3 separate regions of the Homo sapiens genome follow, and all the other regions are linked to region 2. Evidence: chromatin loops called from intact Hi-C (ENCODE). Cell type or tissue: GM12878. All regions are shown on one strand. Links, peaks and the distances in the headings refer to the core of each region. The heading gives the core; the rest is flanking DNA.

The links. Peaks named below come from ENCODE experiments on the same cell type or tissue, not always from the same donor. Only the 100,000 strongest peaks of a DNase experiment are listed, where the experiment ranks them.
Region 1: a loop joins it to region 2, with 8 times the contacts of the local background. A loop is called at or near these places in 10 of 110 quality-filtered maps.
Region 3: it touches region 2 in a loop (6-fold over the local background); 49 of 110 quality-filtered maps call a loop at or near these places.

What each region holds. Positions count from the first base shown.
Region 1 is chr13:23,505,590-23,516,267 of GRCh38, reverse strand. The region is part of intron 1 of LOC124903135 (a long non-coding RNA gene); the gene reads right to left. Among named protein-coding and RNA genes, the nearest start is that of LINC00327, 41 kb to the right of the region's middle. RefSeq lists an enhancer at 7,905-8,432. In GM12878, for the core only: a CTCF peak has its summit at 5,080 (motif pointing left); a DNase peak (open chromatin) is centred at 5,097; H3K27ac peaks cover 1,336 bases; H3K27me3 peaks cover 128 bases.
Region 2 is chr13:23,867,168-23,877,845 of GRCh38, reverse strand. It overlaps MIPEP (mitochondrial intermediate peptidase), which reads left to right. Exons shown (of 19, transcript NM_005932.4): 5 at 2,937-3,000; 6 at 7,651-7,833; 7 at 8,398-8,554. Among named protein-coding and RNA genes, the nearest start is that of PCOTH, 16 kb to the left of the region's middle. In GM12878, for the core only: CTCF peaks have their summits at 6,010 and 6,969 (motif pointing left); no DNase peak of the experiment used is centred there; H3K27ac peaks cover 793 bases.
Region 3 is chr13:23,710,835-23,721,512 of GRCh38, reverse strand. No RefSeq gene overlaps it. Among named protein-coding and RNA genes, the nearest start is that of TNFRSF19, 150 kb to the right of the region's middle. In GM12878, for the core only: a CTCF peak has its summit at 5,527 (motif pointing left); no DNase peak of the experiment used is centred there.

The sequences.
Region 1 (10,678 bases), core at 2,228-7,227, 360 kb after region 2:
ATACCCTACAGGTATTATAGTGAGGCTTTTAGGGAGACAGCAGCTTTTATTTTTCCTCTGCCCGTTGAGCTTTCTTAAACCAGTAAGTGGAACTAACCCATGCTGTTCTGAGTGAGTAGGTTCCGATACGCGCATTTGGTGTAGGGGGTCTTCTCAAGACGACCGTTCATCATAGTCCAGGAAGTCAAGAAGACCTGGCAAGAGAATTTAATTTCTATGTGTTGTACCTCTGTTTCCTCAACACCCAACTCATTGCTAGATCTCTAGGCACTTAACACCATTTCAGATATCTGCTCTCTCAACCTCCTCCTTCCTCACTGGAGGTTATAAACTGGCTTCCCTCCAGGTCAGGTAGGATCTGTTAGACCCACGTAGCCTTGGGCACACTATTTTTATTTTTTAAAACTTGAGTTAGTTGCTAAGATTTAATATTACATACATATCTGCATTCTGGCTTTCTCTGAAAACTCAGAAGCTTGGGGATACCGAGCAAACATTGTCTTGGCACCGAGTCCTGGCTGATCCCTCAGATGTAGCCAGGATCCTTCCTTCCCCTGTGAAATCTCGCCCTGCTGGCCCCAGGCATGCCCCCGCCCACGGGTGTGCATGTATTTCCCATCTCTGCCCTCGCAGCACAAGACACCAATGCCCTCTCCTTTTGGAAACCTCCTTTGGTTTGTCTGACATAGGGGCTCCACTCTCTAGTGGCCTCACTATTCTCTATCTGTCTGTGCCCTCCAGCAATGACATTTTCCTCTTTCTGCCATCCTTTAAATGCAGGAGTCCTCCGAAGGGGAAATCTATCCTTGATCTTCTCTTCCTTCTCTCTCTCCACTCTCCCTTGAAATCTCATATATCTTCACGATTTAAATTCACAATGCTCTGGAAATGATGTTTATATCCATTTGTCAATTCAACCAAATATCACTGAGCATAAATGCAAGGGTGAAAACAAAACACCCTTTCTTTCCTTAAGGAGCTCAGTGATACAGATATGTAAACAAACACAGTGCAATTTGATAAATGCTAGGGATAGTGGCACAACTCAATTGACTCCACACAAGGGGCAGCCTCTGAGCTGTGTTTTGAAGACTGAGTAGAAATTCACCATGGGAATAATGATAAACCTTACAGAATTTAGTTTCTCCTGTTTTAGGAAGCATTTCACACTGCCTGCTGTACATCTTTACTTGGACATTCCACTGGCGATAAAATTAAACACACCTAAATCTGATCTTCTATCTTCTTAACCACCCCCACCCCCACAATATTCCCACTCCAAACACCAGTTGTTTTCTTGGGCTTTCTTGTCGGCTACTGGCACCCCTATTCTCCCAGTAATCTCCCTGAGAGATATCTTTGATCTTTCTCTCTGATACTCAACCAGTGGTCAAATTCTGAGATTCTTCTTTTAAATGTCTTTTTTTTTTTTTTTTTTTTTTTGAGACTCAGTCTCGCTCTGTTGTCCAGGCTGGAGTGCAGTGGCGCTATCTCAGCTCACTGCAGCCTCCACCTTCTGGGTTCAAGCAATTCTCCTGGCTCAGCCTCCCAAGTAGCTGGGACCTCAGACACCCACCACCAACTACACCCAGCTAATTTTTGTATTTTCAGTAGAGACAGGGTTTCACCATGATGGCCAGGCTGGTCTTGAACTCCTGACCTCAGGTGATCCACCGGCTTCAGCCTCCCAAAGTGCTGGGATTACAGACCTAAATGTCTTTTAAATCCACATCTTGCAAGTTTAGGTCATCAGCATGTTTTGTCCAGCAGACAGCTTCAGCAAGTGGTCCTGTGAGTGCCTGACCTCTTCAGGGTGTCTCCCCTTCTGCACACCTGTCATGCAGCCTGCCTGGAGCTGGCTCTGAAAATGCCGACCCTTTGCTCTAAATGCTTTACATGTATTCACTTATTTAATCCTCACACTACTCCAAGTTGGCAGGGTTGTTATTATCCTCCCAGAACTGGTCCAAGTCTACACACCCAGTGGGTACAGGGCCAGGATCCCGGCCCAGAGAGTCTGACCGTGGAGGCCACCCACTTGCTGAGTAGCCTATGTTTGCAGGCCATGTTCTTGCTCAAAACTCAGTACAACCCCCCTTTGCCTCCAAACACCGTCTCAGTTTGTTAGAGCCTTGAAGGTTCTAATAACTTGGCCCTCAGCTAGCTCTTTCTTTTATGTCTTGGTTTCTTTTTCTTGTAGAGTTTATCCTGAGGATTTAGCGTTAACGCATCAGACACATAAAATACGGTGCTTAGTGCTTAGAAGGGGCACTGTTGGCTTTCCTTCTCATACCCAACCCTTGTCAAATTCTGAAGCATCTACTTTCAATGTCTCTTGAATCCACACCTACCTTTTCAGTTGGGTGGCTTTTGGTATTATTTCTCTCTGTTCTGCCTCACCAGGGGTAGGTTTTGGTAAAAAGTTAATTGCAGCTTCCCCACATGCTGGGGCCTCCCTTCTACTCTGACTGGCCATGCTGTGCTAGACTGGAATCTCCTCTTCATCCATTTGGACTGATGTAAATGCCCTCACCCTCACATGCCACAGATCTCGTCCTCTTTTCTGATTCTATTTCTGTTCTCTAGCCCTACAGTCAGCCAGAACAATCTCTCCCTCCTCTGTATTTCTAGACAGCTTTCTTTATGCTGCTGAGACTGTCTTACCTCATTCGGCATTTTAGTGGAACAGTTGGCTGTGCTCTTAATTGTTTCCCTTTCTAGATAATAAACTCCCCCAAGGCTAAGAGCATTGCTTGTTCATTCTTTTCTTCCTGCAGCTAAGTTCGGTGAATAGTATTTGGTTTATACTTCAACATTTACTGAATAATGTGGATACGAAAAAATGATATGTGGTCTTGATATCACCTGGATCATTCATTTGATAAACTTAATGCAAAATTTGAGTAGAAAAATTAGGCACCAATAGAATTAGTAAGGAAAAGGATAACATATATATCATATCAAACATTTATATTCTTGGTTTTTTTTTTTTTTTTTGAGACAGGGTCTCGTTGTGTCACCCAGGCTGGAGTGCGTTGGCAGAATCATAGCTCACTGCAGCCTCCTCCTGGGCTCAAGACATCCTCCCACCTCAGGCACTTGAGTAGCTAAGACAACATATCTATACCACCATGCCAAGCTAATTTTTAAAAACTTTTTGTAAAACATTTACATTCTTAAATATGACATTAAAATATATTACGAAGGAAATACTTCCTAAGGTATGTCATCTACAAATGTGATGAGAATCAATTGCATGATGTGTGTCAATATAAAATATGCTCTCTAATACAAGTTTACGGGATTACATATAAAATCTATATTCACCCTGTAGGTGAATTTAGGAACTGCACTAACAGAGCATATAGATTGTGTGTTTGGTGAGAATTAGGTTGGAGAAAGTAACTTTTGGGGATGAAATTGAGCTGCCTTCCCTGCTCTGTGAAAGGTAAATGATAGAAATGCAAAGGAGTGTTCGAACCGTAACTAAATAAGGTGGGGGTTAGTCTCAGAGCCTAGGAACCTGAGGGGCTGGGGCAGGAAGACTGTTCAGGTTCCCAGTGTAGCTCCTGCACAGCCTCAATGGTGAGCACAGAGGAAAGGCGGAGGGCGGGTTGGGCTAGGCTGGACTGCAGATGCAGAGAAGAGAAGGGAGCTGTGGGGGTGGCCACAGAGACTCAGTGTAGGCTTTGAAGCTGAAGGGGAAGATCCTGGAAGTGGTCCCAGGGCAAAGAGATCACTTAAGGGCTATCCAGTTTACCCAAAGACATCTTTGACCATCATAGAAGGGTGACGAGTGAGAGACAATTTGTCTGTTCTCCTACTGGAGTCTGAGAACTTAGACCTCTGGTGCTCTAAGTTGAAGGGAAGAAGATCACAGTCAGCTGTCTCTGTGATGGGGAGCAGAATGTCCAGTCCTTCCAGGATCATTTTTTCATTTGTAAAGTCAGAGTGATTTTAAAGCAAGTTGTGGGCATGTATTGGTGGCAGGTGAGGGGGGACGGTCTTTCCTGGTCAGCAGGCTGTGAGAGTGGTGTTCTCTGCAGCAAAGGAGGATCATGGCATTGAAGATCATCTTCAACCTATGGGTTCTCTAGAATCTGAATACTGGAGCCTGTGACCTGGGATTGATTTAGGGTTTATGAATTGGCATAGGAAGTGGGAGAAGCATTGGGAGGCAGAAAACCTGGATTTGAATCCTGGCACTACCCCTTTGTAGCTGTTTTACCAAAGTTTGTGAAAGTCCTTGGCACACTGCCTGGCACAGAGACTAAGGATTGAATATGGGTATCGTTGATTCTTTCTTCTCTGGTGCTTACAGTGTATTAGACTTCCCCACATTCTCTCTTGTCAAGTGGCAAAAATAGATTATGCCCAGTAAATAAAGACATAAATCGAGGCACAGAAGAGTTAAGAAGTTTGACTGAGATTATATAGGAGATAATCAAGTGGATCTTAAAGTGTTCAGAATTTCTATGATCATTTTTATTTACAAAGTGGCTAACATTTTTAGTTTATTCTCTACAATATGTCTCACAGTCCAATATTTCTGTTGTTAAATAATAACAACAGTGAATTGCTTTTGACCACTTTTGATTGCACTGGATCCCATCTCTAGGATGCAGAGACTAAGGTGGAGAATGGGATTTAGGCCAGCAAACCCAGAGCCCCCACTTTAATCCTACCAGACAGAGTGAGAGGAAGAGGGTGGGGCTCATGGAGTCAAGTTACAGATAGCTGGCCTCTCTGGGGAATGGCTAATGGTCTACTGCAGGGCTGTAGTCAACTTCAGGCATCTAGGGGAAGCAGATGGAATGAGGTGAGAGCTCCGAAATAGGACATTTGGGATTGTCAAAATGGCTAACACGAATCAAGTCTTTACAACCCAGTGTGTTGGAACCATTGTGGCAGGGTGGTTGGGATGGGGAAGAGGTGGTTCATTCTGGAAGTAACATAAATTGATATTAAATAAAGAGCCTAGTCATTGCTTCTTCCAGAAGCGATGGTCATGTGTTCCATGAGTCCCCACTGAGGTGACCTATGCTTTTCTGTGAATAGTACTTCTGCAAAAAGATTTTTGCACCACCTGCTGGCAAAGAACAGTGATCTTGCTGCTCATTGAAGAAAAGTCACACGCTTAAACTGCTAGTGAGCAAGGCACAGGGAGATCAAAACTGACTTTGGTGGGAACATGTAGCTACCACTCCTGCCTGGCATCCAATTCCTTGTCACCACCTTGTTAACAAGTTTTAAATTGTGCCAGGTGATACACACAGGTGGTTTCTTTCTGAAAGTGTCATAACAATATGAGAAGATTATTCTGGATTATGTTAGTGAGAAAGAGAATATTATTTTCAGTGATTAAGAGACAGGCTATCTAGTACTCATTTCTAACATACAGACTAATCTTTTTTTGGAAAGCATGTCTAGGCTACTCTTATTTTAAAATGCTGAAGCAACATCATTTATGCATTTGTTTGTTTGCTTATTGCCAAGGAACCATTTAGATGTTCCCGATTGAGCAAGACTTCTGGAACAATCTAGGAGTTTCATGTTCTACCTTGAGAGTGTGAAGTGGCTTTCTGGGTGAGATTTCCAGAGAACACATTGAGACATTTTTATTGTGCTCATTTTGCTGCTCAGAAGGAAATTGGCTTTTCCTTTTCTCTGCAGGGATGAATAATCTGAACTCATTTAATAGGGAGTCAAACAGACTGAAGACTTTGCCCACAACAATTTCAGATTCAACCCATCTCTACCACTGTTCTTTGATACTCTATGGCAGGAAATGTGGACTGAGGAGTGAGAAACTATCAAAGCTGCAAGTGGTGCACCTGGAGTTCAGAACTGGAATATTCCTTTTCTTCCTTTCCCACACACAAACCTTATCTTGCATGAGGGAGTAGTGGTTTATGAGTAAATATGATGGAATTCAAATACTTTTCTTAAGGAAGAGTCATCCTGTTTTCTAATTCGATGCAATGCATGATTAGAACAAATTTGTTGATTCTCTGACTCTATTTTTGTGAGTTTCTTTTGATTGTTGCCGGCAATCCCCCTTCCATCCTTAGTCTCCAGTCTCTTTCATGCATTGCTACCACTCTATCCCATTCTGTTTCACTTCACTCAACACTTGTTGAATAGTTACATTGTAAAGGGTCTGTACTTGAAAGACATTAGAGGAGACACAAAAATGAAGATAGCGCTCCTACCTTCAAAGAAACTGGCCCGTACTTTGGGTGAGAGACATGCACCCAAATCTCCTTTGCACAATCATGTGTTGCTTAACGACAGGGATGCAGGCTGAGAAATGTGTCGTTAGGCGATTTCATTGTTGTGTAAACATCATAGTGTGCACTTACACAAACCTAGTTGGTAGAGCTTACTACACACCTAGGCTGTGTGGTATGGCCTCTTGCTCTTAGGCTACAAACCTGCACAGCATGTGACCCTACCAAATACTGTAGGCAGTTGTAACACAATGGTAAGCATGTGTGCGTCTAAACATGTCTAAACACAGAAAAGGTATAGTAAAAATACGGTATAAAAGATAAAAAATGGTACACCTGACCTGGTGCGGTGGCTCGCGCCTGTAATCCCAGCACTTTGGGAGCCCGAGGCAGGCAGATCACGAGGTCAGGAGATCGAGACCATCCTGGCCAACACGGTGAAACCCCGTCTCTACCAAAAATACAAAAAAATTAGCCCGGCGTGGTGGCGGGCGCCTGTAGTCCCAGCTACTCAGGAGGCTGAGGCAGGAGAATGGCGTGAACCCGGGAGGCGGAGCTTGCAGTGAGCAGAGATCACACCACTGCACTCCAGCCTGGGCAACAGAGCAAGACTCTGTCTCAAAAAAAACAAAAACAAAAAAAACAAAACAGCCGGGCGTGGTGGTGGGCCCCTATAGTCCCAGCTACTTGGGAGGCTGAGGCACAAGAATCTCTTGAACCTGGGAGGCGGAGGTTGCGGTGAGCCGAAATTGCACCACTGCACTCCAGCCTGAGCGACAGAGCGAGACTGTGTCTCAGAAAAAAAGAAAAAGAAGAAGAAGAAAATAAAAGTAGGGTATTTACCAGAAATGGAGCTTACAGGTCTCCCTCACTGCTCTGGGTGAGTTTGTGAGTGAGTGGTGAGTGAATGTGAAGGCCTAGGACAGTACTGTACACTACTGTAGACTTCAGAAACACTGTACACATAGGCTACGCTAAATTTATTTTTAAAAAGGTTTTTCATTGTTCAAAAGTAAATGAACCTTAACTTACTGTAACTTTTTCTGTTTGTTTGTTTGTTTTGTTTTGAGATGGAGTCTCGCTCTTGTCGCCCAGGCTGAAGTGCAGTTGTGCAATCTCAACTCACTGAAACCTCTGCCCCCCAGGTTCAAGTGATTCTCCTGCCTCAGCCTCCCGAGTAGCTGGGATTACAGGCGCCCGCCACTACGCCCAACTAATTTTTGTATTTTTAGTAGATACGGGGTTTCACCGTGTTGACCAGTCTGGTCTCGAACTCCTGACTGCAGGTGATCCACCCATGTCAGCCTCCCAAAGTGCTGGGATTACAGGCATGAGCCATCACATCCGGCCCAACTTACTGTAACTTTGTTACTTTATAAACTTTAAAAATGTTAAAGCTTTTTGACTCTTGCAATAACACTTCACTTAAAACAGAAACACATTGTACAGCTATACAAAAATATTTTTTCTTTATATCTTTATCCTTCAAGCATTTTTTTTATTTTTAAATCTGTTTTTAAAACTGTTTTAAAACTGTTTACTTTTTAGTTAAAGACTAAGACACATCTGTAATCTCAGCACTTTGGGAGTCCGAGGCGGGCGAATCACGAGGTCAGGAGATTGAGATCCTGGCTAACACGGTGAAATCTGTCTCTATAAAAAATACAAAAATATTAGCCGGGCATGGTGGCGGGCACCTGTAGTCCCAGCTATTCAGGAGGCTGAGGCAGGAGCATGGCGTGAACCTGGGAGGCAGAGTTTGCAGTGAGCCGAGATCGCCCCACTGCACTCCAGCCTGGGCGACAGAGCGAGACTCCATCTCAAAAAAAAAAAAAAAAAAAAAAAAGAGCAAGACACAAGCACACCCATTAGCCTAGGACTACACAGGTCAGGATCATCCATGTCACTGTTTTCCTTCTCCACAATTTGTCCCACTGGGAGGTCTTCAGGGAAACAATAGGCAGGGAGCTTCCATCCCCTGTGATAACAATGCCTTCCCCTGGAATCCCTCCTGAAGGACCTGCCTGAGGCTGTTTCACAGTTACCTTTTTTTTTGTAAGTAGAACGTGTATGCCCTAATGATAAAAAGTATAGTAATACATAACCAGTAATACAGTTGTTTATTTTCTATCAATTATTATGTACTATACATAATCGTATGTGAGATATATATATATATATATATATATATATATATATATATTTTTTTTTTTTTTTTTTTTTTTTTTTTTTTTGAGACGGAGTCTCCCACCGTCGCCTGGGCTGGAGTGCAATGGTGCGATCTGGGTTCACTGCAACCTCCGCCTCCCGGGTTCACGTGATTCTCCTGCCTCAGCCTCCTGAGTAGCTGAGATTACAGGCGCCCACCACCAAACCTAGCTAACTTTTTGTATTTTTAGTTGAGACGGTGTTTCACTATGTTGGCCAGACTGGTCTCGAACTCTTGACTTCGTGATCCCCCTGCCTTGGCCTCCAAAAGTGCCGGGATTACAGGCGTAAGCCACTGTGCCCCACCTGTATGTGCTATGTTTTTATATCAGTGGTCCTCAACCTTTTTGGCACCAGGGACCAATTTCGTGGAAGACACTTTTTCCATGGACTGGGGGGATAGGGGAGGGAATGGTTTCAGGATGAAACTGTTCCACCTCAGATCATCAGGCATTAGTTAGATTCTCATAAGGAGTGCAAAATTTAGATCCCTTGCACTCACTGTTGACAACAGGCTTCCCGCTCCTTTGAGAATCAAAAGCTGCTGCTGATCTGACAGGAGGCGGAGCCCAGGTGGTAAGGATCCCTTGCCCACCACTCGCCTCCTGCTGTGTGGCCTGCTTCCTAACAGGCCATGGACTGGTACTGGTCCATGGCCCTGGGGTAGGGGACCACTGCGTTTTTATGACTGGCAGCATAGCAGGTTGTTTTACGCCAGCATCACGAGAAACACATGAGCAACATATTGCGCTACAATGCTACGACAGCTACGATGTCACTAGGTGGTAGGAATTTTTCAGTTCCATTATAATCTTATGGGACCACTGCCATATGTACAGTCCGGCATTGACCGAAACCTCATCACAGAATGCATGACTGCACAGTGACATCATTCTCCTCAGAAAAGCACTTAATGTCATGGGAATGTGGAGGAGACGCAGATGACTTTGGCTGAGTGAATTAGAGAAGGGCCTAGAAACAGAACCAAGCAAAAATGCTGAAAAGGAAATCCATACCTTGGATTCTCATCCTTTTAAACAGACTTCCTTTCATCTATTTTTTTCCCCAATGAAATCATTTCCTCCAGACTCAAATTTTAATTCTTTCTCTCTGTTCATGTCCCTGGCTTCCCTCTCCTGAAGCCAGGCACAGCGCCTCAGCAGAGGGATAAAGGAGGCTGTGCATCAACACATCAACACTTTCTGTTAACCTCTCTTTTGACAGGTACAAAATATCCCAGTAACCTTTTGCAGAGAACAAATTAACATTTTTCATCAGCAGAAGCTGGAGCTCTTAATGATAAGCATTGTTCTAAATGTTGCCTCCCCTGGGAAGCAGACTCCAAGCCTCTGTTTGTTATTTTTAAGTGGCATCTGGAAAAACAGTTCTGATCTAATATGGAAGTCCTCGTCAATTGCCTAAGCTGTTCCACATGGAATCAAATGCATAGACTGTGTCTTGGGAGGCGGTTTCAAAGACCAAGAAATTGAATTCGTATTTGGTGACAACATCAATGTCTTCCAGGCTCCCACAACCCTTTCATTTTCCAAATAAAGCCATGAAACAGATGTGCCTAAAGCATATTGAAGAGCTGCCAGCGTAAAGCCAACCAGCCACGTTAAAAGCACAAACGGCCTCCTTCGGAGCTGTCACTCTGGCTGGTGGTTAGATCAATTGCAATTCTGCCATGAGTAAATGAACTGACACTTAGTACCTCTTAAAACAAAAGAAGTCCTGATATAAATGTGACAGTATTTTGAAATAGCTTACACAAATCTGAGCAATGCAACGTGATTGGAAAATCTCAATAGTTTTCTAACATAGAACTTAGATAATTACAGTGAACATATTTTCTCTAAAAATGTAACATTTTATATTTCTAGTCAATTGGAAATTCTTTGATCAAAGTGTTTCTTAAATGTTTTCAAGTGAAGGGAAAAATTGAGAGAAGGTATAGAAGAAAATTTTACTTCTTTCCAAAATATTTACCTTCTGAATAACTGTTATCATTAAAGAATAAATATACAGTCAGGCAATTGATAAGGGTCCATTAGCATAAAAAATGAGATTATGAGATTGCATGATCTGTTATCAATGCTTAAGGAAAGCTAATATACTTGTACAAAAGTTATATTTTGGGGTACAGTTTGGTTTAGGTAAAATAACTATCATCCAGCATTTGTTGTTCCTTCTATAAGTTTTTTTTTTAATCTAAAAGATGATTGGTAGCTCTTTTCATT
Region 2 (10,678 bases), core at 4,007-9,006:
TGCAGTATCGTGGCACTTAGATATCATTGAGTGTTGGCTAGCACCCAGAAAGAACTATATTTTAGAACCATGCATATGGCAAAATATAAGACAGTGGCTAAAACAAAGAATTAAAGATTTAATAAAGTCTTGTAAGTTAATGTACAGAGGGAATGATTTAAATTGAGTAACTCATCATGTTATTCTTAGATTCAGTCCTTGAAATACTAGTCTCTGAGATGTTCAGAACTTTTCTCAGAATGGTTCCTTCAGTCAGTAAGTTTGGAAATCTGATGTATCAATGTATTTCCCTGCTTGAAGAATTTTAGTAGTTTAGAGTCTCTGAGAAGCCAGGCCATAAAGAAACCTGTTTAACTTGGGGTTTTTCCAAAGCCATTAAGAGCTTTCATGTATGCAAAGACTATAATAAGCACATTCTCCAGAAAATATAATGGAGGGAAAATTCTAGTTGCAAGAACAGCCAAAGCTGTAACACACGTTGGAATGAACTTGGGAAGGTAGAGTGCAGAACCGCAACATACACAACACCTAGGAAGCATGCAAGCGACCGAAATGGAGAAACATGCTGTATTCTTAAGGAAGAAGAAAGCTCAGTAATGTTTATTACTATAAGTTTAATGCTATCCAATTTATAAAGAATTTTTTTATTGTTACTTAAAATGATTTTGAAGTCATAGAGAATAAATATGCCAGAATAGGCAGGAAAACTCTCGTAAGGAAAAGTACTAAAAAGGGACTTATACCAGATAGTAGAACATATAAAAATGCTGTATTTAAAGAGCGTTATACTTAAAAATGCCAGAATAGTCAATTAGATCAATGGAAGAATAGAGAAATTTTAGACACAGACACAGATACATAAACAGTAAGACTATTTGGTATGTGATAAAAGTGTCATTTCACATCAGTAGGGAAAGACTTGGTTTTCAGGAAATGATGTTAGACCAATGGATAACCATTTGGGGTAAAAAAGTAGATTGATTAAAGATTTAAATATTTTTAAAAGAAATTATAAAACTACTGGTAATCTTGGGATATGGAAGGTCTTTCTTGGCATGATACAAACTCATACAACAGAAAGATTCATTGATTTTTATTATATAAACATTGCAAACTTTGGTAAGGCAAAACGCTTCCACATTCAAAGTCAGAACACACAAATGTTGACAAATGGTTCTGATATGACAAAGAGTTAATATATTATCTATGTTAAGAGACCTTTCAAATTACTTTAAAAAAAGAAGAACAAAAACCCCCCTTATAGAAAAATGGGCAAAAGATTCTGTTTGTGAAACTCTCATTTCACAAAATAAGGCATAGCAACAGATGGCCCTTAAATTGATAGCAGTGTGCCACAGCTGTAACAGTGGCACCAAGTGTGAAGTGGGTGGAACTGCATCTCTAGAATGGAACTGCGGGGTTGGACTTTGGCTTCAGGGCTCACTAAACCCTAGTTTTCTCCTTTGTAAAACGGAAATAAAAAGTACTTCATAAGAATCATATGAGATGTAAGGGAAATAATTTGTGTAAAGTGCTCTGCTCTGTACCTGGCATGAGACCCACCACCATTAAGGAAAGATAGAATGAAGCAAAACTTTTTGTCAGCCAGCAGCTGACAAAGTTGAAACAGAATAAGAATAGTAGTTCTGGTTTGGGATGATGGATCCTCTCTAGTTACGGGTAAATTGATAAGACTTCATGGAGGAGCATTTGGTAATATATATCAATGTGCATACTTTGTGATTAATTTCTTGGAATTTATCCTAAGGAAACAAACAAGGATTAAAAACTGTAACAAGGATTTTTATTATATTGTGGTTCATGGGAGTGGGAGAGTAAAAACATTTGCAGTCTATATAACAACACAAAACAAGCATCAAAAGCCAACTTTTTGAAGAACGTTTAAAGACATGGAGAACTGTTCAATGTTTGTGATATAATTTTACAAGAAAGAGCAAGATACAAAAGTATATACAGTTGGGCCTTAATTATTCTAAATATATAATATAACATTAAAAGTAGATTGAAAGGAAATACAAGAATTTTAATAGTCATTATCTTTGATAGGATTAGTGATTTTAAATGTTTCATATGTTTCTGCATTAGTTTTGTTACATAATAGACCTATATTGTGTAATACGATAAACGTACACTATAAATTTCCATTCAAGGTATATTTGATGTAATAATCAGGAAGGTAAATATATCTATTTTGAAAACTCAAGGAAAGCCAAAAGAGTAGATCAAATATTTGATTATTTCCATTCAATGTTGTTGGTTTTTTTTAAAAAAAATACCATTGACAAAAAAAAAAAGGTGTTACACTTGAAATTGGTTCCAAGCATGAAGCAGGAGTAAAAAGAAAGAAAACAATTCTCATTAGCCAAGAAACTCAGCTTCCAGCACAGCATCAAAGAATTTAATATTCTAAATAGCTGCTACTGGCTAGAAGAAAAACTAAAAATCTCATGCAGAGGGCCTTTGAAAAATTGTCCAAATATAAAACTGTTTTATGTTTTTAATTATTGGGATTTGGATTGAGTTGAAATAAATAATTATTTATTACAAACCTGTGGTACTAAATTATTTATTACAAACCTGTGTACTAAATAAAATTATTATTATTATTTAGTACAAACCTGTGGCTTTCACAGGTTTGTACTCTCTGAATAAAGGAATAAGCTCTTACATGACAAGCCAATCATAATTGTCAGTCAGATAGGTGTTTTGCCTGATGTTTGCCTTAATATCTGAGGATATTAAGCTCCTTGTTTAAAACAAAGTGTGTGTGTGTGTGTGTGTGTGTGTGTGTGTGTGTTTTGAAGAAACTTTTGGCAGTGAGGCTGAAAAAGACTTATTTATTTAACAAAAAACCACAATTTTTTTGTTAGCAATTTTTATTACCTGTTATAACCTGGGGCTCATTTCATTTATAGGCGAGTGGCTGAACTGTTTATGTTTGATTTTGAAATTAGTGGAATCCATCTAGACAAAGAAAAGGTACATCTTTCTGCTGTTTTTTTGACTCTTCCAGTTTTACTAACATTTAGTTGATACCATTATTGCTACAGTCCTTGTATATATTGCTTGAATTTGCATATTGCAAAAACGTGCAGGTCTTTTATCTGTTATGAAATTCTTCTTTAGATTGTATTTGAATATAGTCCCCTCTCTGGAAGTTGACCTATCACACCATGATAATTCAGAATTAAGACAGGCTTGAGCCAAGTGGAGTGTTTTAGATAATCATGGAATTAGGATGAGATAGGCAATATCAGGAAAGACTGGCAAGTGAATGGGAAAGCTGATGTCATTGAAGATTGGTAGTACAGGGAATATCACATAAGACCTTACATAAGTGTATTTATTTATATTATACGTGTGTTTGACTGATGGAACAAGCATAGATTACACAGTGTTTACACTGGGATGGAGGCCTTCTACCTAGTCCATCCCCTTCATTTTACAGATGTGGAAACAAGACAAAGTGATTTGTTCAAGTTGCCATCCTAACTAACAAATGGCCAGTGTTCTTAAAATTTCTAACACTGGCCACTGTTCTTTCTAGCACATAACATCCTGAGAAACCAAGTGCCTCATTTCAGTTGTAAATTCAGAGTTGGAAGAACAGGAGGGACTTGACACCATTGGAAGTTCAGCCTGCCCCACAGTCTCCCCCACTCACCTGCAGTCTAGACTATTATGGCTTTTTGTTTATTTGTTTTAAACAGTAATACATTTTTCCTAGTAAATATGGTAGAATTAAACCACTTACCTATGAAGAGATTAAGTTATCAAAATATCTGGAAAAGCAGAAGGCAGGGCCTTGGAAATATGTATCACATACAATAGATGTTACCATTTTGATAGGTGCTGAGTTTGAGTAATGCTGTAACCCCTCACACATCTGATGTGTTTGTGTGGCATTAAAGGTTCAGCATGTGATTCCTGGTCTGACCCTGAGCCAGGACGTGCCTTCCCAGCAGCCCATGAGGCTTATGGGCTCTACTGTAAACTCACATTGCCTAAGGTGACCACGTTTGCCGCTTTCCACATCAATTCTTCATTAATACTTCTCTGTAAAATAAAATTTGGGAGTTAGTTGTATTCTTTCCCTTCCTAATATTGTCATATCTTCTAACCAAGTCCTTGCATTGTTCCTACAGTCCTGCATCTGTCTGCATCCCAAAAGCAAATCACCTTGATTCTTATCACCAAACACCCGGGCTGTTCTAAAGGCCTCTGTCTTCCTAACAGTGATTTAACATCAACTGAGTATTTGCTACTTTAAATCATATATTTCTCATCAAATCCTCACAACAATTTTGAGCTTGGTGCTACTATTATTCCTGGCTTTTTTTAGACCAAGGCTGTAGAGGTTGTGGGACGTTATTTTGTAAGCCAGACAGACTCCAGAGCCTCCATGGCCAGCATGTCACCATCCTGCTGGTCAGTCTTCCCCGTCTGTGAACACTGGATTAGTTTTCATAAAGTATTGATTTGTTACTTTCCTGCCCAGAATCCTCCTGTGGACTTCCCATTGTCTAGTGAAGTTAACATGTAACAAAGAGCTCACACTCGTGGCTGTGCTCCGGCTGTCAGCCCCTCATACACAGTGTCCTCCCCCATGTGTTTGCTGTCCTCCTCCTAGGCCTGCTCACCAGGTTTCCCTGGCTGAAGTCCCCATGAAGGCTTCATCCTCACGCCACATTGCGAAGCTTTTATCAGTCCCCCAGGTGGAATTTTGTATTCATCCGAACGTATTTTACTTATTTCAGTCATGTGGCATTCTTCTTTACCTTTTGTTGATGATGATGCTGTTATTGTTGTGTTGCTTATCTAACTTCTAGGCTTACAAAGGATCAAGAACGTGGATCATGTTTTTTAATGCATATTAGTTTTGGACTCAGTAAAAGTATTGAGTGAATGTATGACAAATCATGATAATGCTAGCTATCATCAAGTTTGATATCTTCAGAAGGAAGGTTGCTAGTAGAGAATCCATGTGAATAGTTTTAATGTATCCTTATGAAGGGTGCTTTTGAAATTTTGCTGACAAATAGTATATGTTCAGTTTCACCAGCATAGACATTGCCGCTTTTATCTAACATATGATTACAGTGTAGCTCCTCTTTCCCCGGGAGCAGCTCCCAGGGAACCCCTCAATATTGAATATGCAACTAAAGTAAACCTGCTCAGTTTTTCCCTTGTAACTTCCATGTTTGTTCTCAGAGGTGCTCCACTAGGACAGGATATAAAGTAGACATGTTCCATTTTTCAAAAGAGAGACCATGAAATAAACCCACCAACAAAATCTATAAATCATCAAAGCCTATGTTCTTTCCAGTTGGTTTCTTATTTATTTATTATTATTATTATTTTTTGAGACAGAGTTTCACTCTTGTTTCCCAGGCTGGAGTGCAATTGGGCAATCTTGGCTCACCGCAACCTCCGCCTCCCGGGTTCAAGCGATTCTTCTGCCTCAGCCTCCTGAGTAGCTGGGATTACAGGCATGTGCCACCACGCCCAGCTAATTTTGTATTTTTGGTAGAGACGGGGTTTCTCCATGTTGGTCAGGCTGGTCTCGAACTCCCGACCTCAGGTGATCCACCTGCCTCAGCCTCCCAAAGTTCTGGGATTATAGGCGTGAGCCACTGCACCCGGCCTTAATTTTTAAGGTCTCATACAAATATAACTTATAAGTTTAAATGTAATAGAAATGTTTATTTTTAACATTATTTAATAACACAGAAATTTCATAGAATTTTTCAAGAGTTCAGATTATTGTACATTTCATTGTTACCACAGAATGATGAAGTGATATGCCTGGCAGATCATTGAAGTTGGCATGAACTCAGTTTTGATTTTTCCAGAGGTTTTATCAGTAGATAAAATCTTCAAAGTAGTTAATTTTATCACATTTTTTTTTTCAAAGTAAAAGTTTTGAAGACAATTTTGGAACTGTAATGTGATTTCAAAATCTTGTTCATCTTTTTTGTTATTCCACTTGTTACCATTAGGTGGTGATAAATGGCCATATCAAACAAAATAAGCAAAGAGAAATCTGGACTGTAAGGAAATGGGAGTCTCCTAAAACTTTTTTCCATGAAATTTGAATTTTCTATATTGAAATTCTGGGGATATTGATATATACTCAATTTTTTCAGCATCTTATCAAGCATGCCTCTACATCATCTATGTTTATCTTTAAAAAGTATATTAGTATTGTGGCTTAATCATTTTTTAGGAGCATAGAACAGTTTAGAACTTGTTAATTGCTATCTCCTCTCCCAGAAAGATTTGTGTACACTTTCACCTGAAGCCCAACATGAGCCCAGTGCGGAGCCTGTCTAGTTTTTTGGTAACCAGTAACTGAAAATTCATATGCAGAGCCTGTCTAGTTTTTGAGTAACCAATAACTGAAAATTCATCTGCAGAGCCTGTCTAGTTTTTGAGTAGCCAATAACTGAAAATTCAGCCCTTCTCCTCCAGTCAGCCTAATTATGTGGTTTCTAGTTTATATTTAATCTTAGAGCATTTATGGCAACCCCTTTGCTAATACACGTTTTCTCAGGTTATTGTGTATTACAAAGATATGACTGCAAGATTAAACCTAAGCAGATGTGTCCGCACCATCCACGTCCTCATCACTGACCATTTGAAGGCCTGGCAGGAGCAAGGACCATGTGCCACATGGCAGGGACACAGAGTAGAAGAAAGGACCATGCCCTGGGGTTCCAGTCTGCTTCTTAGACTTCACTGTATCATTCTGTAGCAGCTCAAGCACATGCAAAATCAGAACTTTATTCCCCCCTGAGACAGGGTCTCGCTTTGTTGCCCAGGTTGCAGTGGTGTGATCGTAGCTCACTGAAGCCTTACCTCCTGGGCTCAAGTGATCCTGCTGCCTCAGCCCCACATAGGGCTGGGACTGCAGGCGTGTGCTACCACACCCAAAATCAGAACTTTTAAAATGTGCTTCCCCCTTCTGGAGGCTCACTACACTTTTGCAAATAACTGTTTTTTTGTTTTTTGTTTTTTTTTGAGACAGAGTCTCCCTCTGTCTCACAGGCTGGAGTACAGTGGTGCGATCTCGGCTCATTGCAACCTCCGCCTCCTGGGTTCGAGCGATTCTCGTGCCTCAGCCTCTTGAGTAGCTGAGATTATAGGCACGTGCCACCACGCCCAGCTAATTTTTGTATTTTTAGTAGAGATGGGATTTCACCATGTTGGCCAGACTGGTCTCCAACCCCTGACCTCAAGTGATCTGCCCTCCTTGGCCTCCCAAAGTGCTGGGATTACAGGCGTGAGTCACTGCACCTGGCATGTGTTTTTCAATGTTGTTAATTTCAACAATTAGTTATATAACCTAGACATAAAATAGAACTAGAAGTTATGTAAATCTTAAAACATAGAAACATCAGAAAACCATAAGTATGATCTTTTTGTTAGAATATTAAATATCTGTTAAAAGTAAAATTAATATATTATTTATAATATAGTAACAATATATTCATTTTACTAAACTAATATTTTATTAAGTGATAATTCAACAATATATATGTTGATTTGACATATTTATATTTTGTTTATTAAATTGTGAAATATTAATTCAAAACGCCTTTAAATAACTTTTACTCCTCCTGCATACAGCGTAAAAGAGCAGTGGACCTCAATGTTAAAATCTTGGATTTGAGTAGTACATTTCTTATGGGAACCAATTTTCCCAACAAGATTGAGAAGCATCTCTTACCAGAACACATTCGTCGTAACTTTACATCTGCTGGGGATCATATCATAATTGATGGTCTCCACGCAGAATCACCAGATGACTTGGTATGTATGTTTCATTCTCTTTGTTGTTTAGGTCCCATTTGTGTGTTGCTACTGTTTTAACCCAAAATTCAGTGATAATATAATAGTATCCTTAAAAACTTTTTAGCATTACTAAGCCCTAAAAATTTAACTTGTGGAATTATTAATGCCATAAACACTTTAAAGAATGAAAATGATTTAATTACTTATATTTCATACAAGACTCCTTATTTTTAAAGTATGATTAATAACACCATTAACTGACATTCTAGACTACAGAGACTTTTAAATTCATGCAGCCTTACTTCTCCTGGTTAAGACGCTTTATAGCATAGAGATCCACGCACTGGGTAGAGGTTTGCCCCACCGTACCTCAGAACAGTACCCTAGAGCTGCAGTCAAGTATGCTATTGCATCCCATGCTATTTTATGACTCTGGAAGCTTTATGGCCTCGTGTAGACCATTGCTTTATTTTGAAAGCAGTGATCATCTGCAGATCAAGTGGTGAGCATGAGCCTGTGTTATTGTTGCATAGGACTGTGTGATGATATTTATAGCCTTCACCATTTACTTTTTAAACGTAGGTGCGAGAAGCTGCTTATAAAATTTTTCTTTATCCCAATGCTGGTCAATTGAAATGTTTAGAAGAATTGCTCAGCAGCAGAGATCTTCTGGCAAAGTTGGTGGGGTATTCCACGTTTTCTCACAGGGCTCTCCAAGGAACGATAGCTAAAAATCCAGGTAAGCCTGTTTATCCAACATTTAAGGGCAAAATAGGATTTTTATGAAACTGAGCTTTTGATTTTAAATAGCTGTAAATTAGTGTTCTATTTTTAATACATGTAGAGAACCATTTATTGAGATTTTCTATGTATTTTTATAGGAACCATTTTTAAATAGAGCTAATAATTTGGCATAATTCTGTCCAACCAAAGAATTTTATTTTATGTGAATGTTGAGAGTAAAATCATAACCTAAATTTTCATTTTGATGTTAGTCTAAATTGTTTTCATTTTAACACAGTTTCTGTGCTGAATTTGACAAATTGGTTAGAATTAGTGTAAGAGAATGAAAGATCAGTATGTTTACTGAGGTCAAGGTTAAATGTAGGTTAGGTCATATAAAAAACACACAGTCAGATAAGCCTCCTTTTCAGAGAGAAGAGTACTGCTTAGGAAGGTTTGTGCTAGGTGAGGTGTTACGGAAGTGTGTCGTTGGGTTTGTCATAAACTTGCCTTGTGCTATGTTGAGTTCCTTATGATTCATAATGTCTAAGAGAAAATGTTACACAATAATAATATAAATGTACATAATACGTTTTTTCAGAAGCATTTATTAACTTACAGTTGTAATTTAGGTGGTGAGTCAGGAGTAGGGTGGCCGTGATGATGGAGCTGCGTGAGACTCAAGGTCTTGGCAGTGAAGTTGCAAGACTTAGTGAGGGTGAGAGGGAGGAGGAGGCATTGTGGTGGGCCCCCTGGGTTTCTGGTTGTACATCTGGTTAGACATTCCACTCACCGACAGAGGGGACACTGGGGGCAGATCACAACCTGAATCCTCGCTTGTCTTTATTCCTTCTGTGCTTATCCCTTCTCACCCTAGCATGTTCCTCTCTTCTCCAAAGTTCTCTAAATGCACTCAATCTTACTTCTTACTCTTTCGTAAACAACTGTTTCCCTTGACCTGTCAGGGCTCTCGGTTAAGCTACAGGCGTGTCACGCTCATTGCGGCCTGGGTTCCCTTGCTCGTGTCACTCTCCTATGGAGAGCAGCTTTTCTTCCTGGTCTGCCTGTTAAAATCTTACCCCGTTTTTTTAGTGCTCAGCTCAAAACCCACCTCTTTCATGAAGCTGGTTAAACTTTTTCACTTTCCTTGGACTCCTTTGTCCCCGAACCCTTAAAACACTTACATTTTTTTTCATATAATCGAAGCTCCTAAACAGATATAATATGTATGTTATGTATTAAATGTGTGTTTTTAGTGTATGTTTTTTCTTTTTTTGTAAGTATCAGTTTGGTGAAAAGTATGTTTTTCTGTAGTCGCTGTTGTCAACAGTTTGATTATAATAGTACCATATTTTTATTTTATATTTATATAAAATAATAATATTAGAATATCATTCAGTGCTTATCCTGTTGTTATCTCATTTCCTTCCTCTGCAGCTTTGTGAGGTAGGTATTTGTATTCGTGTCACAGATAAGGAATCTAAGGTTAGGTTATATTGCTAAAATGTGGCAGAACTGAAGCCTAAACACATATGCTACATTTATGGTTTTCCACAGGCTGCTTGAGACCTAATGCCCTATGTTTTATATCATCTACATCCCCCTTTTGTTTATTAATTCAGCAAATATTTACTGATTGCCCACTGTATGTCAGATATTATTCTCGGTCAGGGAAATAAGTCAGTGTACAAAGCAGAAGAAAATTCCTATCCTTATGCAGTTTACATTCTTGGGAGCAAGGGAAGAACAGTAAAGAACGAAATAAGTAGATAAAGTATGTGGTATGTTATTAGTTAATACAAGCCATGGAGAAAACTGAACAGGGAAGGGGATAAGGTATGTGGGCATGTAGGCTGGTGTTGGAGTTTTAGAGAGCATTGTCGGAAGGCTCACTTAGAATGTGGAATGTGAGCGTGCTCTTGACAGACACAAGCATGAGGCTGTGGCTCTTGAGGGGAGAAAGGTTTCACGCAGAGTCACTATCAAGTGCTAAGGTCTTGAGGCAGAAAAATGCCTGCCACGTTTGAGGAGGGCAGAGTGGCTGAAGCGCAGCGTGTGCAAGGAGAGTGGCGAGAGGTGGGAACAGACTGACAAGGGGCGGCATTAAGTAGAGACTTGATGCAAGTGCAGCAGGTCACTG
Region 3 (10,678 bases), core at 3,431-8,430, 160 kb after region 2:
CAGCCCCTGCAGCATCTGATACGGTTTGGCTCTGTGTCCCCACCCAATCCCACGTGTCGGAGGAGACCTGGTGGGAGGTGATTGGATTATGGGGGGGATTTTCCCCATGCTATTCTTGTGATAGTGCATGAGTTCTCATGAGACCTGATAGTTTAAAAGTATGTGGCAGGCTGGATGTGGTGGCTTATGCCTGTAACCCCAGCACTTTGGGAGGCCAAGGCAGGCGGATTGCTGGAGCCCAGGAGTTTTAGACCAGCCTGAGCAACATAGTGAGACCCCATCTCTACTAAAACTACAAAAATTAGCTAGGTGTGGTGGTGCATACCTGTGGTCCCAGCTATGCGGGAGGCTGAGGCATGAGAATTGCTTGAACCTGTGAGGCAGAGGTTGCAGTGAGCTGAGATCATGCCACTGCACTCCAGCCTGGGCAACAGGGCCAGACTCTTGTCTCAAAAAAAAAAAGTTTGTGGCAGTCTCCCCCCTCACTCGTTCTCTCCTGCCACCATGTAAGACGTGCCTTGCTTCCCCTTCGCCTTCCACCATGATTGTAAGTTTCCTGAGGCCTCTCCAGCCATGTGGAACTGTGAGTCATTAAACCTCTTTTCTTTATAAATTACCCAGTCCCAGCTGTGTGCGGTGGCTCATGCCTGTAATCCCAGCACTTTGGGAGGCAGGCGGATCACGAGGTCAGGAGATGGAGACCACAGTGAAACCCCGTCTCTACTAAAAATACAAAAAAAGATTAGCCGGATGTGGTGGGGGGCTTCTGTAGTCCCAGCTACTTGGGAGGCTGAGGCAGGAGAATGGTGTGAACCTGGGAGGCGGAGCTTGCAGTGAGCTGAGATCACACCACTGCACTCCAGCAAGGGCGACAGAGTGAGACTCCGTCTCAAAAATAAATAAATAAATAAATATAAATTACCCAGTCCTGGGCATTTTTTTGTAACATTTGTTTGTAACAGACTAATACAGCACCTGATGCAGCTGTTACAAACTGTTGAGCTGAAGACACCACAAGAGAGCATGGATCATGGCAGAGAGAGGAAAGGGTTCTGAGTGGTAGAATGGTGACAGCGCTCAGCACTGCAAGGCATCAGGGAGGACACTGGGCTCCCAGGGAATTTTAGAACTGAGGGAATGGTGAATGGAGCGAGAAGCCAAGAGAAAAAGTAAGGAACAAATGATGAGGAAATAGAAGCAAGGAACACAGATTATTCACAAAGCCTGGCCAGGGTGATGGGAAGAGCAATGGGATGGCACATCATGCTCATCTGACCTCATGGTCAGCTGCCCCCCAAGGAGCACAGGAGGCCAGACCAGGCCATGTGTGATGCTGCAGGGCACCAACCCCAGAGGTCTGTAGAAAGAGTATGTATTACACACTCTTGTGTAACATGTGCATACATCCACCAGAGCGGTACACGTTACAACCCATGAACCTACACTGACCCAGGGTCCACAGGTTACACTGGTTCACATTCACTCTTTCTGCGGTACAGTCTATAGGTCTGTAACGCAGTGATGTATTACACACCCTGCACCATCACGGAGCATCACAGTCCCATGTTCAGGGCTGTGCACCACACATTCTTAGGACAGACACTGTGATGCTTAATTGTATGTAGCAACTTCACTGGGCCACAGTGCCCAGATATGTGGACAAACATTATTTATTCTTGGTGTTTCTGTGAGGGTGTTTATAGATGAAAATAACATTAGAATTAGTGGACTTTGAGTAAAACAATGCCCTCCAAATATAGGTGGGCCCTGTCCAATCATGTGAAGGCTTGAATAGAACAAGACCAACCTTCCCAAGCAAGAGGGGATTCTTGAGAATACTGCCTCTTGCCTTTATCTGCACCATCAGCTTCTCCTGGGTGTCCACATGCCTGCCTTCAGACCTGTACCACAGCATTGTCTTTCCCTGGGTTTTCAGCCTGCCAACCAACCCTGCAGATTTTGGACTTGCCAGCCTCCATAATTGCGTGATCCAATTTCTTTTAAATTTTTTTAAGAGATAGAGTGTTGCTATGTTTCCCAGGCTGGAATGCAGTGGCTATTCATAGGTGTGACCATAGCTCACTGCAGCCTCAAACTCCTGGGCTCAAAAATCCACCTCAGCTTCCTGAGTAGCTGTAACTACTACAGGCACACACCATTGTACCCAGCATACGAAATGAAACCTATAATTATACTTTATCCATGTTTATCTCCCCACTAAACTGTGGGCAAATTGAAGTCAGGACTTGTATCCTTTCATCTTTATTTAACTAGTGACTAATATAGTGTCTGTTGTATGATATCCAGCTGGCTGCATCTTCACCAAAGCTTCGTTGATAATTAAGAAGTTCTTGCTAAGTGATCTTTTGAAGTAAGTTTTTTTCCTGCCTCTGGTAGATATGTTTACTTCCTTCCCTCACTCACTGGGGTGACAGGCTTCAAAAGGTAATGTCTGAATGGAAGTACAATTGTTTCTGCATGCTTTTCCAACTGATAGAACATTTCCATTTTGTTAGGAAATTGTAAATTTCTGAATGTACTTAGCACATATGAATCCTCATAATTCTTATTTCCCTTTCTTTTCTTATTAATGTCCACATTACCACTTTTAATTTAGTCTTTATATCTTCAGAGATAGATGAAATACTGTCATATTGAGAAAATTGGAAGGTAAATTGCTTTTCTCTGGCTATACAAGGTAGCTCTGTCAATCTGTCTTCTTCAGGGTTTTTAGAAACATGAACATTTTATTTGTTTACTCTCTTAACTGCAGTGATAGAATGCAAATTTCAACTAGCTTGAGTAAAACAGTGAATTTCTTAGAAGGATACTGTGAGGATGTCTCATAGCACACAAGGACTGCCAACAGCAGTTAGGATGCTTTGCGTGCAAATAAAATAAAGCTTGAAATCAAACAGGTTAAAGCAAGATGAAAATAACCACAATACATTGCTATGCCCCTGTTTTTTTTCAGCTGTTTATTACATGCTGTTTTGTAACCTGCTATTTTGCTTTAAAATCCCATGATTTTCCTCCAATCATAAGTATTTTTCTACATCAGTTTTTATGGCTAGATGGTATTCTGCTCAGTGTTCTTGAAGGTCTTTGGGAGAGTTCAGTAAGTAGCACCCATCTTCCCCACCCAAATCGAGAAATAGCAGGTGGAGAACCAAAATATCACCCTTATTTCTAATGAAGGCAGAATCGGAAGGCATAGCTTGCAGCAAGAGACGAAGTGGGCTTGTGGAATCTGTTCTTTGTTAGACTGTTGAGAAGTGGGATAAACCCACCTAAAGGAAAGCTTAGCCCTGTGGGGCCAGACAGCTCACCAGTCCCCACCTAACACTGGCCTTGGCCAGAGGAATGAAGACAGGGAGCAACTTGTCCAAGCAGAGGACCTTTGACCATCTCCACCCAATGTGTGTGACCTACCAACTGAGGTAAAGCTGGCCCCTGCTCTGGGAAGAAGGAAGGGAAGGGAAAAGAAGCCAGGAGGATTTTGGAAAATCCCACAAAGCAGAGGCAAGAGAAGAGGTTCTTGCTCCCCTGTGCAGTGTGAAGGTCCCAGTACTCAGTTCACCAGGCCTCTATTGCACGTTATGTTAGTTTCCAAACAACATTGAAGCTAAACATCTTTGTAATTAATCTTTGTGTACATTTGTGAAAATTTCCTTAAGATAAATCCCTACAAGTAGAATTTCTGAGCCAAATGATATTAACAGGTTTAAAACTTTTGACTCACTTGGCCATATTTCCCTCTACAAAGTTTTATCAGTTTATATTGCCACAAGTAGTACAGTGTATGAGAACATGTTTTCTTAACACATACCCACTCTGCCTATTCAGTCCTTCCTTTTTGATCTTTGTGAATTTGATGGGCAAAACATCTGTGCCACAGTGTTATTTCAATTTTGAGCAGTCTTAATGGAGGAGTTGTTTTGGGGAACCAAGGTATAGAACATGTGAAAGAAACTATCTGAAGAGACTGAGCAATGTCTTCAAAGGCCTGTAGCCCTGCAGCTGCCCCTAGTACTTTCACTTTTGTGAATAATTTTATTTTCCAACCATGGAAGCATCATCGTGAGGTTGAAAGAGGATCATTCTTGGAAAATACAATTACTTAACAGTTATGTGACCTGGGACAAGTTGAGCCTAAATGTCCTCATCATAAAATGGAACTAAGTAACCCTCATAAGAATGACGTAGTGTATGGACACTGTTTGGCCCAGAGTGGGCAGTGAAAAAATTGTGGCCATTCTGGAATAATCTTATAGTCTCTATGGTGGGGAGATCTGAAAGCCGTTTTCTTTCCCCTTCCCATTTTGTGTATGTATCTGCCTCCACTGATCTGCACAGGGAAGGGAAGTGGTTGGTAACTCTCTGGGCACTCAGGATCTCTACACTTGGTAGTTGCCCAGCAGCCCATCACTGTGTCTTTCACCCCTAGGGCTCACAGTGACATTTTCTGGCCCCATCAGGGTGTGCTGCACACCTGTGTGGAGTCTTTGCCAGGTGAGCTCTCCCCATCCCATCCCTGCCTTCATCAATAAAAGGCTGAGTCAGGGAAAGGGAGTACCCAGCTCTCCTCCCCACCTGTTTGTTTGACTTTGGTTCCCACCTACAACTCGCCCTTGTCTTTAAACACCATAGAAAAGGTCTTGAATTCCCCCTCCAGTGGCCCACGGGTGTCCTGTACTGGCAGCACACACAACACTTCCAGACAGGAGAAGATCTGGCAGTTGTGAATTTTTCTTTTTCATCTTTTCTTTTCCCAGACTTGCTGCTGCTGCCACCACTAGCACTGATGCCAATACAACCACCTCTGCTGTCACCCTCAATGCACTGGCCCACCCTATAAGGCCCCTATCATCTGGCTGCCACAGGCATCCTCTTACCACTACAGTCAAGCTGCAGTCTCTGTCACCACCACCAACTGCAGCAAGGTGAGCCGCAGAGCCATGCCATCTGCAGGCTCCAGCCTCCAGTGTACCACATGTGGCTCCTCCTTCTCCTCTAGCCAGGCATGGAGCAGCTGGGCAGGCAAAGCCAGAAAAACCTAGAACAGGATGGAGGAGGTGGTAGAGTTAGAGCCTCACCTTGTCATGCCCGCCACTGGCCAGTTTCAGTGAAGGCACTCGCACCCTCCCTCCAAAGTCCAGCCTCTCCTTTTGGTCTAAGCGGCCAGGAACTGGGGCCTGGGGTGGGGACTGGAGACATGGCAGTGCCCGGCTCCCCACTCCACAGGAACCCCGGGGGACAGGGGATACCTTCCTCGGAGGGTGGGAGCAGCAGAAACTGAGACCCAGCCAACCCTCTCCACCCAAGTGCCCGTTCCCAATGCCTCAGCCTACAGGGCCCTCTCTCCCCATGGTATCTGCTACTCCGTGCCCAGGGGTCCCAGGTGGTCTCCACAACACAGAGTGAGAGGGCTCAGGCCAGGGAACCACGGTGGTGTGGGGGCCCTGCTGTGTTCAGGATTCCTGAGGAAATGCTGTGCGCCTGCGGAGCTCCACCAGGAGCAGGACGTTGTCGCCCTCTAGAGTCTGGAGTCCAGGAAGAGGAGAACAGCCCCTTCTTTGGAGGCCACCACTATTCGCTGCCACCTCTGCTGCCCACAGCCACCAGCAGTGCAGCCCCTGATAGGGCCCCCGACCCATCCCTGCCACAGGCATTCCAGCACATCGTAGGGCTTCAAACCGTGCCCTCCCTGGCACAGGCAGTGCAGTCCCAGATAGCACCCCCAACTTGCTACCCTCCATGGCCCCGTATAGTGCCCCCAGCCAGCCCTGAGCTGCCTGATAACGAATGCCCCACACCCCTGTCAGTGCCCCCAAACTGCCCCCCCCCACCCCCGCCAGTATTCTAGCCTCGGATAGCTCACCCAACCCAACCCATCACCCTGCCGCCAGCAGTCCACAATAGCGGACATAACCCGCCTCCTGGCTCGGGCAGTGTAGCCTCTGGCAGTGTAACCACCCCCCGCCACCGCCATACCGCAGCTGGCCCCACCGCCTGCAATGCAAACCCGGATAGCACCCCAAACCAGCCCCCCTTACCATGCACAGTGCAGCCATGGGCAGTGCAGCCCTAACAGCACACCCAACCGCAGTCTGCGGTTGCCCCAGAGAGCATACCTACCCTGCAGCAACTTTTCTACCACTCTGGCCGATCTGCAGTTTCCATCACCACCACCTACCACAGTGAGGCGAGCAGCACTGGTGCAGGCTTCAGCCTCCAGAGTGTGGCAGATGGCTCCCTCTTCGTGTTCTCTAAGCCCGGCACAGAGAATGTAGTCCCACAGGCACAGAAGAGCCTGGAATGGCTTGAGGCCTCCTCAGCATACCTTATATACTGAGGTTATGGGAATGTGGTTCCTGGTCTCCAAATTTGGATTGGATGAGAGTAAACCTCTAGACCTACTCTGATTGGACTTTATTTTCATGATCTAATTGGTTGTCCTCAGGCTTGCTCTCATCCAATCAGAACATGTAGTCCAGAAACCTCATTTGCATAACATCTGTATATAAATGATGCTGAAATCAGCCCATTTAAGGCTCTTCTGTGTCTTCCTGACCAGCTGCTCTGTTCCCAGCTTAGAGGACCAGAGGGAGAAGCCACCTGCTACACGCTGGATGCTGCAGCCTGTGCCACTGTGGCTCACATCGCTGTGGTTGGTGGCAGCAACGGAGACTGCAGCCAGCTGGAGTGGTAGGAGGAAGGAAATAGTTTTGGGGTAGATGGAGGAGTAAAGAGGGTGGTGAGTGCCAAAGGGAAAAGTGGATGGCGGGGCGAGCAGAAGAAGGAGTTGCAAAAAGATGGTGGGGAAAAGATGGTGGAAAAAAGTGGGTAGATGGAGGCGGAAAAACAGGGAGACAAACAGGAGGGGGAGAAGGTTTGCAAAGATGGTGGGGAAAAACACTGTGGGAAGAAAAGAAAGGCAGTGGGGAAAAACATTGTGGGTAGATGGAGGGCAAGAAAGAGGGTGGCAAGTGGGAGGAGAAGAGAGGGTGCTGAGAGGGAGGGGGAAGAGAGGGTGGTGAGCAGGAGGGAGAGAAGGTTTTGCAAAAAGATGATATGGAGAAAAGACAGTGGGGAGAAAAGTTTTTGGGTAGATAGAGGGGGAAAAGAGGATGGCAAGCAGGAGAAGAAAAAAGAGGTTGGCAAGCTGGAGGGAGACAAGGTTTTGCAAAAAGATGGTGGGCAGGAAAAGAAAGACCGTGGAGAAAGAAAAGATGGTGAGGAAAAAGTTTTTGGGCAGATGGACAGGGAAAAGAGGGTGACAAGCAGGTTAGGGGAAAGAAGATGGCGAGTGGGAAGTCAGGGTTGGGGGGAGGCTTTGTAAAAAGATGGGAAAAATTGGGTGGGTAGATGGAGAGGAAAAGAGGATGGTGAGCAGGAGTTGGGAGAAGGCTTTGCAAAAAGACAGTGGGGAAATGTTTTTGAATAGATGGAGAAGGGAAAGAGGGTGGCAAGGAGAGGGGGAAAGACGTGGGGAAAACAGTGTTTGGGAAGATGGAGGGGGAAAAGAGGGTGGTGAGAAGCAGGAGTCGGGAGAAGGCTTTGGGAAAAGATGGGGGAAATGTTTTTGGGTAGATGGAGGAGCAAAAGAGGGTGATGAGAGCAGGAGAGAGAAAAACAAGGTTGCCCAGAAGAGTGGGAAATGATGGTGGGGAAAAACGTGGGGAAAAGTTTTTGGGTAGATGGATGGGGAAAAAGTATGGTGAATGGGGGAGTAGAGAAGGCTTTGCAAAAAGACGGTGGGGAAAAAGTTTTGGGGTACATGAAGAAAAAGGCTGATGACAAGGAGAGAACTGAAGGCTGTCAGAAAAAGAAAGTGGGGAAATAATGGTGGGGGACAAAGGTTTTGGGTAGATCTTTTTCTGATTTTTAAATCGGGTTATATGTATTTTTGCTTTTGAGTAGTTTGTGTTCTTTATCTATTGTGTGTATTAACCCCTTGCCTGATGCATAGCTTGCAAATACTTTCTTCCATTCTCTAGATTGTTTCTTCATTCTACTGATTGCTTCCTCTGCTTTGCAGAAGCTTCTAAGTTTAATGCAATTCCATTTGTCTATTTTTGCTTTTGTTGCTTGTGCTTTTGATGTCTATTTAAAAATTCCTTGTCCTAATCAATTTCATGAAGCATTTATCTTATTTTTTATTTTCTAGTAGTCTCATAGTTTCAGGGCCTACACTGAAATTATCTTTATTTTGAGTTGATTTTTGTATATGGTAAGATAACAGTCTAGATTGATTCTTGTACATGTGGGTGTTGGGTTTTCCTAGCACAGTTTATTGAAGAGATTGTCCTTCCCAAATGTGTGTTCCTGGTGCCTTTGTTAAAAATGAGTTGACTGTAAATGTGTGAATTTATTTTTGAGTTCTCTATTCTGTTGTCTGTCTGTCATTTGTCTATGTCTGTCTGTTGCTCCCTCACTCTTTTTTTTTTTTTTTTTTTTTTTTTTTTTTTTTGCAGTACCATGCTGTTTTGGTTACTATACATTTGTAGTATATTTTGAAATCAGGTAGTGTGATGCCTCCAGCTTTTTTCTTTTTATTCAAGATTCTTTTATCTCTCTGAGGTATGTTGCATTTCTGTGTGAATTTTAGGTTTTTTTTCTATTTCTGTGAAGAATGTCTTTTGTAATTTAACATGGGTTGCATTGATCCTGTAGATCACACTGGGTGATATAGGTATTTTAACAATATTCTTCTAGTGCATGAACATGGGATATCTTTCCATTTACTTGTGTCTGCTTTAATATCTTTCATCTATGTTTTATGGTTTTCATTGTGGGATCTTTCACCTTTTTGGTTGTTTGTCCCTAGGTATCATTTTTTTGTAATGAAATAGCTTTCTTGATTTCTTTCATAGGTATTTCACTGTTGGTGCATGGGTGTGCTACTCATTTTTGTATGTTGATATTGTATCTTGCAACTTTACTAAATTTATCTAGTAGGTTTTTTGGTGGAATTTTTAGGGTTCTTTATATATGATCATATCAGCTGCAAACAGAGACAATTTGACTTCCTTTTCTTCCAATTTGGATGCCTTTTATTGCATTTTCCTGTCTAATTGCTGTAGCTAGGACTTCCAGTACTATGATGAATAAAAGTGGCAAAAGTAACCACACTTATTCCGGATCTTAGAGGAAGAGCTTTTAACCTTTCTGCATTGATCATGATGTTAGCTGTGGGTTTATCATATATGGCCTTTATTATGCTGAGATATGTTCCTTCTTGCACATTTTGTTGAGTTTTTATCATAAAGGTATGTTGAATTTTATTGTTTTCATCATCTACTGAAATGATTGTATGTGTTTTTTTTTAAATGGAGTCTCACTTTGTTGCCCAGGCTGGAGTGCAGTGGTGCTATCTTAGCTCATTGCAGCCTCCACCCCCAACCCCACCCCCTCAGGTTCAAGCGATTCTCCTTCCTCAGCCTCCCAAGTAGCTGGGATTACACCGCCATCATGGTGGCCTGGCTTCTTTTTGTGTTTTGGGGATGCAGGGTTTCACCATGTTGGCCAGGCTGGTTTCAAACTCCTGATGTCCAGTGATCCATCCACCTCAGCCTCCCAAAGTGCTGGGATTACAGGTGTGAGCCACCATGCCTGGCCTTCTTTTTTTTTTTTTTTTTTTTTTTTTTTTAAGACAAGGTCTTCCTCTGTAACCTAAACTGGAATAAAGTGGTGAAATCATACCTCACTGAAGCCTCGAATTCCTTGGCTCAACTTTTCCTCCCATCTCAGCCTTCTGAGTAGATAGAACTACATTTGTGAGTCATCAAACCTGGCTAATATTTTATTTTTTTGTTAGAGACAGGTCTTGCTATATTGTCCAGGCTGGTCTCGAACTCCTGGGCCCAAGCAATCCTTCTAGCTCAGCCTCCAAGGTGCCTGGGATTTCAGGCCTAAGCCACCACACCTGACTAGATTTGTTTCACTTTGACGTCTTTGCTAAGTCTATGGCTATAAATAAAATGACTATTCAATTATGACTAATGAGAGGCATGGGGAAAGCCAAGCCAGAGGGGGACTATCAAATTTTGTTTTTTCTATATATATTCAAATTATGATGGTATACATACATTGGAGTATATTTATGCTTTCCTGTAACAGTCTTGTAGGACCCTAAATGACCTGAATTTATCTTCGTAGATTGATTGGGAAAGGAGGAATTATTGAGAGACAGGAAATTGTGAAACAAGAAATTATTCTAATTCTAGCACTAAGATACCCAGAATGGCTTCTCATTACTAAGAATGGTAGAAAAACTCACCCATATTCCCTTCAGTCGAAATGATGCAGTTTTATTGGCATAATCACTACTAAACATCAATAGGTTTTGTAACTTTGGATTTGGCACTATTTTTCCATTCAGTGAGCATTTATTGACTGCTGTGCACCAGGAAAAGTCAGAGCTCTGCCTTTGCTGTGGATGAATGAAAATAACCTCTTTCATGTCTGCACTGTCTGTTAATGTGTATGAATATATGTGTCTGTGTGTGTGTTTCTGTCTTTTTACATGAAAGGGACTGGCAGCTTTAGACCTATTGCTGTTGTGAATCTTCATGAACCTATATTTTGCCTCTCTGCAGTGGACCCATCATTACTAATTTCATCCTTTTGCAACAACTGTTTGCATTTAGATAATTGTCAGCACTTAGCTACCAAG